Regions from separate parts of the Homo sapiens genome. Here region 1 is linked to region 2. Evidence: chromatin loops called from intact Hi-C (ENCODE). Cell type or tissue: ovary. All regions are shown on one strand. Links, peaks and the distances in the headings refer to the core of each region. The heading gives the core; the rest is flanking DNA. Region 1 overlaps LINC02613 (long intergenic non-protein coding RNA 2613). Region 2 has its middle 8.9 kb from the start of LINC02613.

Evidence for each region. Peaks named below come from ENCODE experiments on the same cell type or tissue, not always from the same donor. Only the 100,000 strongest peaks of a DNase experiment are listed, where the experiment ranks them.
Region 1: a loop joins it to region 2, with 2.3 times the contacts of the local background. A loop is called at or near these places in 6 of 110 quality-filtered maps.

Annotation. Positions count from the first base shown.
Region 1 is chr2:38,459,381-38,464,761 of GRCh38, reverse strand. The region is part of intron 4 of LINC02613 (long intergenic non-protein coding RNA 2613); the gene reads left to right. Among named protein-coding and RNA genes, the nearest start is that of LINC01883, 31 kb to the right of the region's middle. In ovary, for the core only: no CTCF peak of the experiment used is centred there; a DNase peak (open chromatin) is centred at 2,242.
Region 2 is chr2:38,521,928-38,527,308 of GRCh38, reverse strand. No RefSeq gene overlaps it. Among named protein-coding and RNA genes, the nearest start is that of LINC02613, 8.9 kb to the right of the region's middle. In ovary, for the core only: a CTCF peak has its summit at 3,365 (motif pointing right); no DNase peak of the experiment used is centred there; H3K27ac peaks cover 1,892 bases.

The DNA.
Region 1 (5,381 bases), core at 236-5,235, 62 kb after region 2:
GGGCAGCAGAGGTGTAACTCCATGTTGGCACCTACACCACTGGTGTAGTGGAAGCAGCACCCTTGGCGTGCACACAGGTGTATCCCCAGAGGGCAGCCTGAGAGCGCAGCGCAGAGCATCCGCAGGACTTGAGTGGGATCGGAGGTCAGGAACCAGTGACGTTCTGGACACACCCATTATTTTCAACTGGTTGGTACCAGGTTGGGCCAGTAGGACCTGCAAATACTCCAGTTGTGGAAGTTAACAGAGTGTCCTCTCTAGGCGCTTTAATTGCCACCTTCATAACAGCCTTGAAAAATTCCACCCGCCCCCCAACCTTTTAAATTTCTTTTCTTTTCTTTTTTGTCTTTTGAAACGGAGTCTCACTCTGTTGCCCAGGCTGAAGTGCAGTGGTGCAATCTCAGCTCACTGCAGCCTCCACTTCCCGGGTCCAAGCGATTCACCTGTCTCAGCCTCCCAAGTAGCTGGGACTACAGGCACGTGCCACCATGCCTGGCTAATTTTTATATTTTTAGTAGAGACGGAGTTTCACCATGTTGTCCGGGCTGGTCTCGAACTCCTGGCCTTAAGTGATCCGCCCATCCCGGCCTCCCAAAGTGCTAGGATTACAGGCATGAACCACCGCACCCGGTCCCTACCTTTTAAATGTCATAGAACTTTTCTGAATCTGCAATTACCTTGTTTTTTTTCCTTTGGTCCAAGGGTCAGCCAATTTTAAAAATTTTTTTTTCTGTAAAGAGCCAGATAGTAAGTACTTTTGGCCTTGGGGGCCATATGGTCTCTGTTACAACTGCTCAGCTCTGCCACTGTGGTCTGGAAGCAGCCATTGACAATGCATAGACTAACGAATGTGACTGTATTCAAATAACAGATGATTTATGGACTCTGACACTGGAATTTTATATACATTTTCACAAATTACAAAACATTCTTTTTGATTTTTTTCACAAATCCAAAAATATGAAAAACATTTTTAACTTGTTGGGTGCAGAGACAGTCCCTGGCCGTAGTTTACCAATCCCTGAGGGTCAGGAAGGGCTCATAGTTGTGTTGCTAGTGCCTAGCACAATGTCCGACATACAGTAGGTGCTCAGCAGATATTTGTTGGAGGTGTGAACTGCACTTTACATACAAGGAGACCACAGCTCAGGAGGTTAATCAGCTCTCTGAAATGTGGAGTTAGAACTCACACTTTCATGGTTTGCAATACTTTGGAAAGTGAAGTGGTTGGCAGCTCTTCCAGCTGCGAGTCCTCCACTCCTTCTACCAAATCACAGCTTTGGCCTTCCCAGAAAAAAATATTGTCATATGGAATTTCACAGAATTGGGGGCCGGGCGTGGTGACTCATGCCTGTAATCCCAGCACTTTGGGAGGCCGAGGCAGGTGAATCTCTTGAGGTCAGGAGTTCGAGACCAGCCTGGCCAACATGGTGAAATCCCGTCTCTACTAAAAATACAAAATTTAGCCAGGCGTGGGGGTGTGCACCTGTAATCCCAGGTACTTGGGAGGCTGAGGCAGGAGAATTGCTTGAACCCATGAGGCGGAGGTTGGAGTAAGCTGAGATCACGCCACTGCACTCCAGCCTGGGCAACAGAGCCAGACTCCGTCTCAAAAAAAAAAAAAAAAAAAAAAAAGAATTGGGGATTGAGAACTGCTTTTGAGCAATAAATCAACCAGTGAGGTAGACTCTTGTGGTATCACCTTTCAACATGGTCAAGCTATGGAAACGTGATTTTAATTTCTCAGGTTTTTTGTTTGTTTGTTTTTGTTTTTGTTTTTAATCTGCCAGATGGAGACCATGCCATTGCTAGTCTACCTTGAAAGACAGATGTGAAGAATGAAGTCAGGGGCTTTGCAGGTATTAAAAAGTTTCCATGAGGGCTGAATCATATGCATATTGTTCATTTGAGCATTTTCTTTATAATCAAAATTTGTTTGTTTTTAAAAAAACAACCACCAATGGTTTTGTGTGAGCTAGGGGCTACATAAGACCTAAAAAATTCCTGCTTTTGGTAAAAGCAAAAATTAGATCTACTCTAGAAGGCAATCTGACCTTAAAAACATCCAGGTCCCTGGTTGGAAAAACAGGTTCTTTTTCAAAGTCAGTCCTTGCAAGTCTGTATCTCCACCCTCATTTCTGTCAACTCCTACACTTGGTTTCAGCTTAAGTCTCTGTTGGTTGCTACGCTTTTTTTCCCATCTCCCATGACTCACTCCCAGGCTGTGTTCTCACTTGGCCTCAAGCCTGCTCTGCTCCTCAGGCGGTGAGGTTGACCACAAACCATATAGCATTCTAGGAGGTGAATATGTGAACTCCTCTGGAATCTGCACCTGTGTTTCTTCCTCAGCTTTAAGTTACAATGGCTTCCTACACTGAAGCCTCTCTTGGGGCCTTGGCCATCAGCTAGGCACCACCATGATGCCTCCTAACGGGCCCTTGGGTGCTTTTCTGACAAGCAACAGAACTGGAGACTGAGGTGAGGCGCTCTCGCCCCCGCACTTCCCACTGTTCCAGAAGTTTGCCCAGCCCAAGGGTGTGGTGTGGCAGGTGCTGGGCAGTGGATGACACTCCCTTCGGAAGGCCTCATATCTGATGTGTTTTGATTGTTCTGATCCTAGGAAGCATAGTTAATATCAACACATTCTTCCCCCTCCCCCTGGCCATGCCCTGGCTCCAATTTTTTTTTTTTTTTTTTTTTTTTTATTTTTGAGACAGAGTCTCACTCTGTCACCAGGCTGGAGTGCAGTGGTGCAATCTCGGCTCACTGCAACCTCTGCCTCCTAGGTTCAAGCGATTCTCCTGCCTCAGCCTCCTGAGTAGCTGGGACTACAGGCACGCACCACCATGCCTGGCTAATTTTTGTCAGCCTCCCAAAGTGCTGGGATTATAGGTATGAGCCACTGCTCCAGGCCCCAATTTTTAAAAAGTAATATACACTCAGTGTGGAAAGTTTGAAAATATCAATAAGCAAAATGCAAATAAAACCCACCTCTAGAAATAAACACTATTAGACATTTTAGAATATATCCTTTGAGTCATTTTATATTCATAATTTTCTAAATATATTGCATCATGTTGCAATGCTGCTTTGCCACCTGGTTTATGTTTTTACTTAATACATTATGAGCACATTCCCATGTCATGAAGTATCTTTTTATAATTTTTTTATTGCTATACTGGGTTCTATGATAAGTGTGAGCACAGTGTATTTAGTAAACACCGCTTGTTGGATATTTAGCTTGTTTCTGGTTTTCCATGCCAAGATAAACATCCTTAATTATAAATTAATTATAAATGCTTTTATGCATCTCTTGCTGCTTCCTCAGGTTACATTTCTAGAAGTGGAGTTAATTAGGTCAAAGGCTCTGCACATTTTTAAAGGTCATATTGCCTTCCAGAGATGATCCAATTTTTGCTTCTACCAATAGTGCAAAATGTCCCTGTTCCCCAACACTTGCCAACATATTATTGCATATTAATAAGAGGGAGTCTCACTCTGTCACCTAGGCTAGAGTGCAGTGGCTTGATCTCAGCTCACTGCAACCTCCGCCTACCAGTTCAAGCGATTCTCCTACCTCAGACCCCCAAGTAGCTGGGATTACAGGTGCACTTCACCATGCCTGGCTAATTTTTGTATTTTTAGTTGAGACAGGGTCTCGCCATGTTGGCCAAGCTGGTCTTGAACTCCTGACCTCAAATGATCCATCCATCTGAGGCGTGATTACAGGGTGTGAGCCACCATGCCTGGCCAGTATATTTAATAACTTTTGATTGGTAAAAAACATTACTGTTTGAAAGCTGATGAGTGAGGCTGAATTTTTCAATGTGTTTTTTAGCCATTTGTATTTCTTTTGTGATTTATCCTTTGTGAGCATAATTATTTGCTTCTTCCTTCCTCAAATGTATTTATTGTTAGATAGCTCTCAGTTTCAAATTTTGACTCTAGCAATAACTAGCTTTGTGACCTTGGAAAAATCACGCCATTGAACCTCAGTTTTATGATCAATGAATTAGAATAATAATCCCTATTGAATAGAGTTGCTCTCAGGGTTTAATGAGATAGCATATGTAAAGCAATTTCCACTATCTCTGGCACACGGGAGGTGTTCAGTAAATGCTAATTTTTCCCCTTCCCCTACCATGGGCAAGGTGCCCATGGAACACACAAATGTGAAAGATACTCTGTTTGTCTTCAGGGAACACACAATCCAATAGAGACCATAAAATATACACAAATATTTGACATAGGCTTTATAAGATGGGTAGCATTTTGACAAGGTGGGAAGAATTCCAGAGAGAGAGAGTGGCAGAGGTGTGTTTGGGGAGTGGCAAGTAGATTAAGTTGACCACAGTGGAGAGTTCATACAGATAATTCTAGATATATAGGACCTCTACCGTGAAGATACTTTGAACACCAGGCTCATGAATTTGTGTTTTGCTCCGAAGGCAATGAAGAACTATTGAAAGTTTCTGAGTAGCAAAATAACATAATCACAAGTATATTGAGCACTAACTAATATGACAGAGACTGGAGTTGGGGAAATCAGCAATAAAAATTATAACTATGATCAAGTGGCTCACATCTGTAATCTCAATACTTTGGCAGGCTAAGGCAGACAGTTCGAGATGAGCCTGGGCAACATGGCAAAACCCTGTCTCTACAGAAAAAACGAACATTAGCCAGGTGTGGTGGCATGCACTTGTAGTTTCAGCTACTTCGGAGGATGAGATGGGAGGATCGCTTGAGCCCAGGGGTCAAGGCTGCAGCGAGCTGCAATCATGCCACTGCACTCCAGCCTGGATGACAGAGTGAGACCCTGTCTCAAAAAAATAAATAGGCCGGGCACAGTGGCTTATTCCTGTAATCCCAGTACTTTGAGAGGCTGAGGCAGGTGGATCACTTGAAGTCAGGAGTTCGAGACCAGCCTGGCCAACATGGTGAAATGCTGTCTGTACTAAAAATACAAAAATTAGCTGGGCGTGGTGGTGGGCACTTGTAATCCCAGCTACTTGGGAGGCTGAGGTAGGAGAATCGCTTGAACCTAGGAGGCAGAGGTTTCAGTGAGCCGAGATTGTGCCATTGCACTCCAGCCTGGGCAACAGAATGAGACCCTGTCTCAAAACATAAAATGAAATGAAATAAAATAAAATAAGAACCATGATTAAAATTATACCATGTATTAAGTATTGAATTCAAGAGACATTGTGAGAAAAGAATTAACAATAGCTGGCACCTGCATGTGGTGGTGCACACCTGTAGTCACAGTGACTTGGGAGGCTGAGGAGGGAGGATTTGTTGAGCCCAGGAGTTCGAGGCCAGCCTGGGCCACATAGAAAGATCCTTGTCTCAATAACAACAACAACAACAACAGCAACAAC
Region 2 (5,381 bases), core at 319-5,318:
AGCAAAGAATTTAGCCTCCCTGTCTGCCCCTTCCCCACTCAGCTGTCACAGCTGTCATTCTCTTTCTCATCTTAGAGATAATATTTTCTAATTAACTTTTTTGTTTTTGAGATGGAGTCTCGGTCTGTTGCCCAGGCTGCAGTGCAATGGCACAATCTTGGCTCACTGCAACCTCTGCCTCCTGGGTTCAAGCAATTCTTCTGCCTCAGCCTTCCCAGTAGCTGGGACTGCAGGTGCCTGCCACCATGCCTGGCTAATTTTTGTATTTTTAGTACAGATGCGGTTTCATCATATTGGCCCTAGTGGTCTCAAACTCCTGACCTTGTGATCTGCCTGCCTTGGCCTCCCAAAGTGCTGGGATTACAGGCGTGAGCCACCATGAGTGGCTTTTTTTTTTTTTTTTTTTTTTTTGAGACAGAGTCTTGTTCTGTTGCCCAGGCTGGAGTGCAGTGGCGCCATCTCAGCTCACTGCAACCTCCTCCTCCTGGGTTCAAGTGATTCTCCTGCCTCAGCCTCCTGAGTAGCTGGGACTACAGGTGCCTGCCACCATGCCTGTCTAATTTTTGTATTTTTAGTAGAGATGGGGTTTCGCCTTGTTGGCCAGGCTGGTCTCAAACACCTGACCTTAGGTGATCTGCCTGCCTCAGCCTCCCAAAGTGCTGGGATTACAGGCATGAGCCACCGCGCCAGGCCCCTCCTCCCTTTCTAACAAAAAAAGCTAGCATACTGTATTTACTCTTCTGACCTTGTATTTCTTACTTACCACTATACTCTGGAGGCCATCTATCCTCCTTCCTTTTATTGCTGCACAGCAATTCACTGTGTGCATACTCCTTAATGAATTCAACCAGTGGCCTACTGATGGACATTTGGGTTGTTTTCAGTTTTTGCTATTATAAATAGCGCTGCAATGAATAACTGGAGCATATGCCACTTCACATTTCTGGTATTTATGTTTGCAATAGACTCCTAGAACTGCGGTTGCTGGATCAAAGGGAAAGAGCACATGTAATTTTGCCAGATATTACAAAATCCTTCTCCACAGAGATTGTATGATTTTGAATTCCCATCAGCAACAGGGGACAAGTTTCCCCAAAGCCTCACCAATAAACTATATTGTCCAACTTTTGGACTTTTGCCTATCTGAAAGATAAGAAATGGTACCATAGTATACAGTATTTTAAGTTTGCAATTCTGTTATTAGGAAAATAATAGTAAACATATTTTCATTAGTTTCATTTGCTTTACTTTTTCTGTGAAATGTCTGTTCATATTTTGCCCATTTTTCTATCAGGTTATTAGGATTTTTCTTCTGAGAAGTTCTTTAATTGTTAAGGATATTGACAATTCATTAACCTTAACTGTTAACTAACCTTAACTGTCTGTGATACAATTTGCAATTCTTTCTCCCAGGTTTCATTTGCCTTTTGATTTTACTTGGATATTTTACTTAGAATGTTTTTATAATGCTACAGAACCAAATTTGTTAATATTTTATTACTTTTATGAGTTAGGGATTTTATGAGTTATAATTAGAAAAGATTTTGTCTTTTCTACATTTAAAGTATTCCACTCTTTTTTTTTTGGATTATTTGTATGATTTCATTTTTACATTTAGATTTTGATCCATTTGGTGCTTAATCCAAAAGCTTTTACCCTGGTGCCTAATGTGAGGAATGGATCTAATTTGATGTTTTCCACGTGGCTATCAAATTGTATGATATGTGTGAATGATAATCTCAATGAGGCTGTTTACACACACACACACACACACACACATATGCACGCAGAAGGATATATCCTAGCATGCACAGGTTGACTCTGGATGGTGGCATTATGAATGCTTTCCGTTTTCTGTTTTATTTTTTTCCTCTCTATGAACAGATAGACCCTGTGAAGGCTGGGACATTTGTGTCTGAGAGGATATAATGTAGGCCCACTAAAAAATTTTTTTAAAGAAGTTTGTCCATAATTCATACTCAGGCAGCCCGGTAATCAGAATGTCTGCTGTGCTCACTGGACTGAGTGTGCTCTGTGCTGGGGGAAATATTTAAAAAAGCGAAATCATCTGTACAGAGATACAGCTAAAAAGTCAAGGCACCTAATGGTTAGGAGAATTGAGGTCTCAGAGAAGGCCAAATGAGCAGTATAGACAGGTGAAAAATTCACAGGAAAGAGAGATCTTCATGGGCTGGGTAGCCTGGGAGGCTTCAGGGAGGAAGTGTCTTCCAGTTAGTCCTTGAAGAATGAAAAGGATTTAGACGCTTGGGGAAAACAGAGATGGCTGAATGCAAAGACAGCGTTGTAGGGGAGGTGAATAGGAACACCTGAGGGTGTCTGGGACACTGGGTAGGCAAGGTGGTCAAAGAGGATATCCCCTGAGCAACTGACACTGTTCACCCAGACTGGGGAGCAAAGCTCTCTGCTCCTAGGAAGTGAGATTGCCCGCAGTTGCTGGGGGCAGGGAGCCTCTCAGAGGAGCCAATTACACACAGAGCCCCTCCCCAGGGAGCTCATTTCTGGTGGTGAACTGCTTGCAGATGGGGACACCTGTGGATGCTGAAGTCCACGAGACTATCAGGGTTTAGATTTGCTTTTGCTCCTAATCATTCCACTCTTGGCTGGCACCCATGATCTGAGGACCCCTGACTCTGTGGCAGGACACACCAGCCCTCCACAGATGGGAACATACAGCTGCCTCCCTCCTGGCAGGGCCCACGGGGTGCAAACCCCTAGGGTTGGATGGACTTCTGCTGAGAAGGTCTGGGCTGGATGTGACGGCTCACACCTGTTAATCCCAGCACTTTGGAGGCCGACTATGGTGGATCATGTGGGGTCAGGAATTTTAGACCAGCCATGGCCAATATAGTGAAACCCTGTCTCTACTAAAAATACAAAAATTAGCCGGGTGTGGTGGTGTGTGCCTGTAGTCCCAGCTACTCTGGAGGCTGAGGCAGGAGAATTGCTTGAACCTGGGAGGCGGAGGTTGCAGTGAGCTGAGATTGCACCACTGCACTCCAGCCTGGGCAATAGAGCGAGACTGTCTCAAAAAAAAAAAAAAAAGTCTCCTGGGTACAAATATTTGGCTTTCTCCTCCTCCAAGCAGTCTGAATAAGCAACAACATTTATCTTGGGCGAGGAAGGGTGTCCCGGGGAAGGGGCAGACAAGTCTAACAGCCAAAAACAGCCATCTGACACCTGGTGTAAACTACAGCTTCATTCCTTTGAGTAAGAAAGTTTAAAAAAAGGCCCCACATTTTCAGTTAGTCTTTTGGATTGTGTGTGTGTGTTTGGTGGGGTTGGGGGGCTTTAGCAGCTCTCCCTGTCCTGTGACTCCCCAGAACCACGTGCGGGCCCCACATCCATGCGTTTTCCTCCGGGCTGCCCCTAGATGGCGGAGGGCCCTCCTTCACTTTGCATTCTTCCACTTCAGGGCAGGGTCATGCTCCCGAATCATCCCCTAAAGGGAGTTCTTTAACTTCCTGAGACAATCCATTTTTGTTTTGAACAATCCCCACTTGCATCTAACCTAAAGCTCTCATGCTGCAGAAATAGAGAATACCTGAATATCACCTTTTCCTCCTGAATTACAGATCCTATTGCTGTTCCCCTTTAGAGGGCTACATGGTGGGATGGACGGAGCATGGGCTCTGAGTCAAATGGATCCCTGGCTCTGTCACTATCTGCTGGATGACCTCGGGCAAGTGACTTAGTTCTGAGCCTATTTCTGCACCTTCACATGGTTGTAGTGAGGATAAAACAACACAGGCAAAGAGCCTGGCTCATGGGCAGAAGGCTACAAAAATCAGTTTCTTTGATATGTTCAAAAGCCTTTCTTGGCGTAACCTTCAGCCTTCTGGGTTTGAGCACCCTAACGTTACCCATCCTGCTTCCCAACACTTTCATCAGTCCCCCCAATTTGAGGACATCACTGTCCAGGAAGGCCCTGAGCTCACTGTGAAGCCTCTTTTGAGCCTGCACAATGGAAATATTCCTTTCCAGGTGAGGTTTCTATACCAAGAGCTGGCTGCTATGCCCAAGGAGGCTGCCCCAGGGAGAGAGAATCCCCTAGATGCTGCCTGCAGAACAGGGTCAGACAGATGCGACTGTGTTTACGGTCTTGTCCTCAGTTACCTGACACCAGTCTCCATGGGAATTAGCACGAGGCATCTCGAATTTCAGGGTACATATTTCTCTCTGAGCTTGAGCTGTTGATCTTCCCCTCCATGGACCTGCACCACATCCTCCCAGAAATAAGTGACCCAGTCTCCTTGTGCAATGACCTACACAGAAAGCATGCCTTCCTGGGTACGGGAAGAGAACTGGGACAGTGCATAAGGGAGGAGAGGCTCTTGTGAATTAAACAGGGCACACGGGGCTGGTCAGGAGCCAAGTCATTAATGACTCTGCTGATTTCCCTTTGGAGCAGTCAGGACCTGTTTTGCTCTCACTTTTGCATCTTGTAACCCCTCTGATAATCGAGATGGCGGTACCTGAAAGCAGGTGCCCTGATACCGCCCGTAACCTTATGTCAGTATTTCCCTCCCTGTTTTGTCCTTGGACAGCCACCTAAGACCCCAAATCTTTTTTTTTTTTTTTTTGAAACAGAGTTTCACTTTGGTGGTGGTGCGATCTTGGTTGACTGCAACCTCTGCCTCCCAAGCTCAAGTGATTCTCCTGCCTCAGCCTCCCAAGTAGCTAGGGTTACAGGCATGAGCCACCACACCCAGCTAATTTTTGTGTTTTTAGTAGAGACAGGGTTTCAACATGTTGGCCAGGCTGGTTTCAAACTCCTGACATCAGGTGATCAGCCCACCTCGGCCTCCCAGAGTGCTGGGATTACAGGCGTGAGCCACCACGCCCAGCCCTAAGACCCAAATCTTCAAGCTGCTTCCCCGGTCTCATTTTCTTCTTGAGGCTGATTTTAGCCATGGTTCTCCCGTGGTGCTTTGCTTCTCACTGTCTCAGCACCAAAGTGTTGACAACTAATTTAATTAATGCTTCCAAGTTCAATGAGAGAAGGCCAGAAGGTACTCTGGGTTCCCTGTTTAGTTCCCTATGTAGATCTAGACACAGCGTCACTAACTTTGTGACTCTGATGCTGGAAATTTCTCTCAAAACAGGAGATGGTTTTGGAACAATGGGTCATTCAAGTGCCCTCATATTATACTGGATGCCAAAGTTCTCTATAAATTAAAAACAAAATTAGAAACGACCACCACACTCACAAACGATAAACTGAACACCATGCACTGGTGATGAGGACCAGTACTGTAATCAAGTATGATGTCATAGATTATCTGATGCCTATTTAGTGATATTTTATGCTTCCTTTTAGCCTCCATTATAATTAGCTGTTGAGGGAGAATATCTTTCAATTT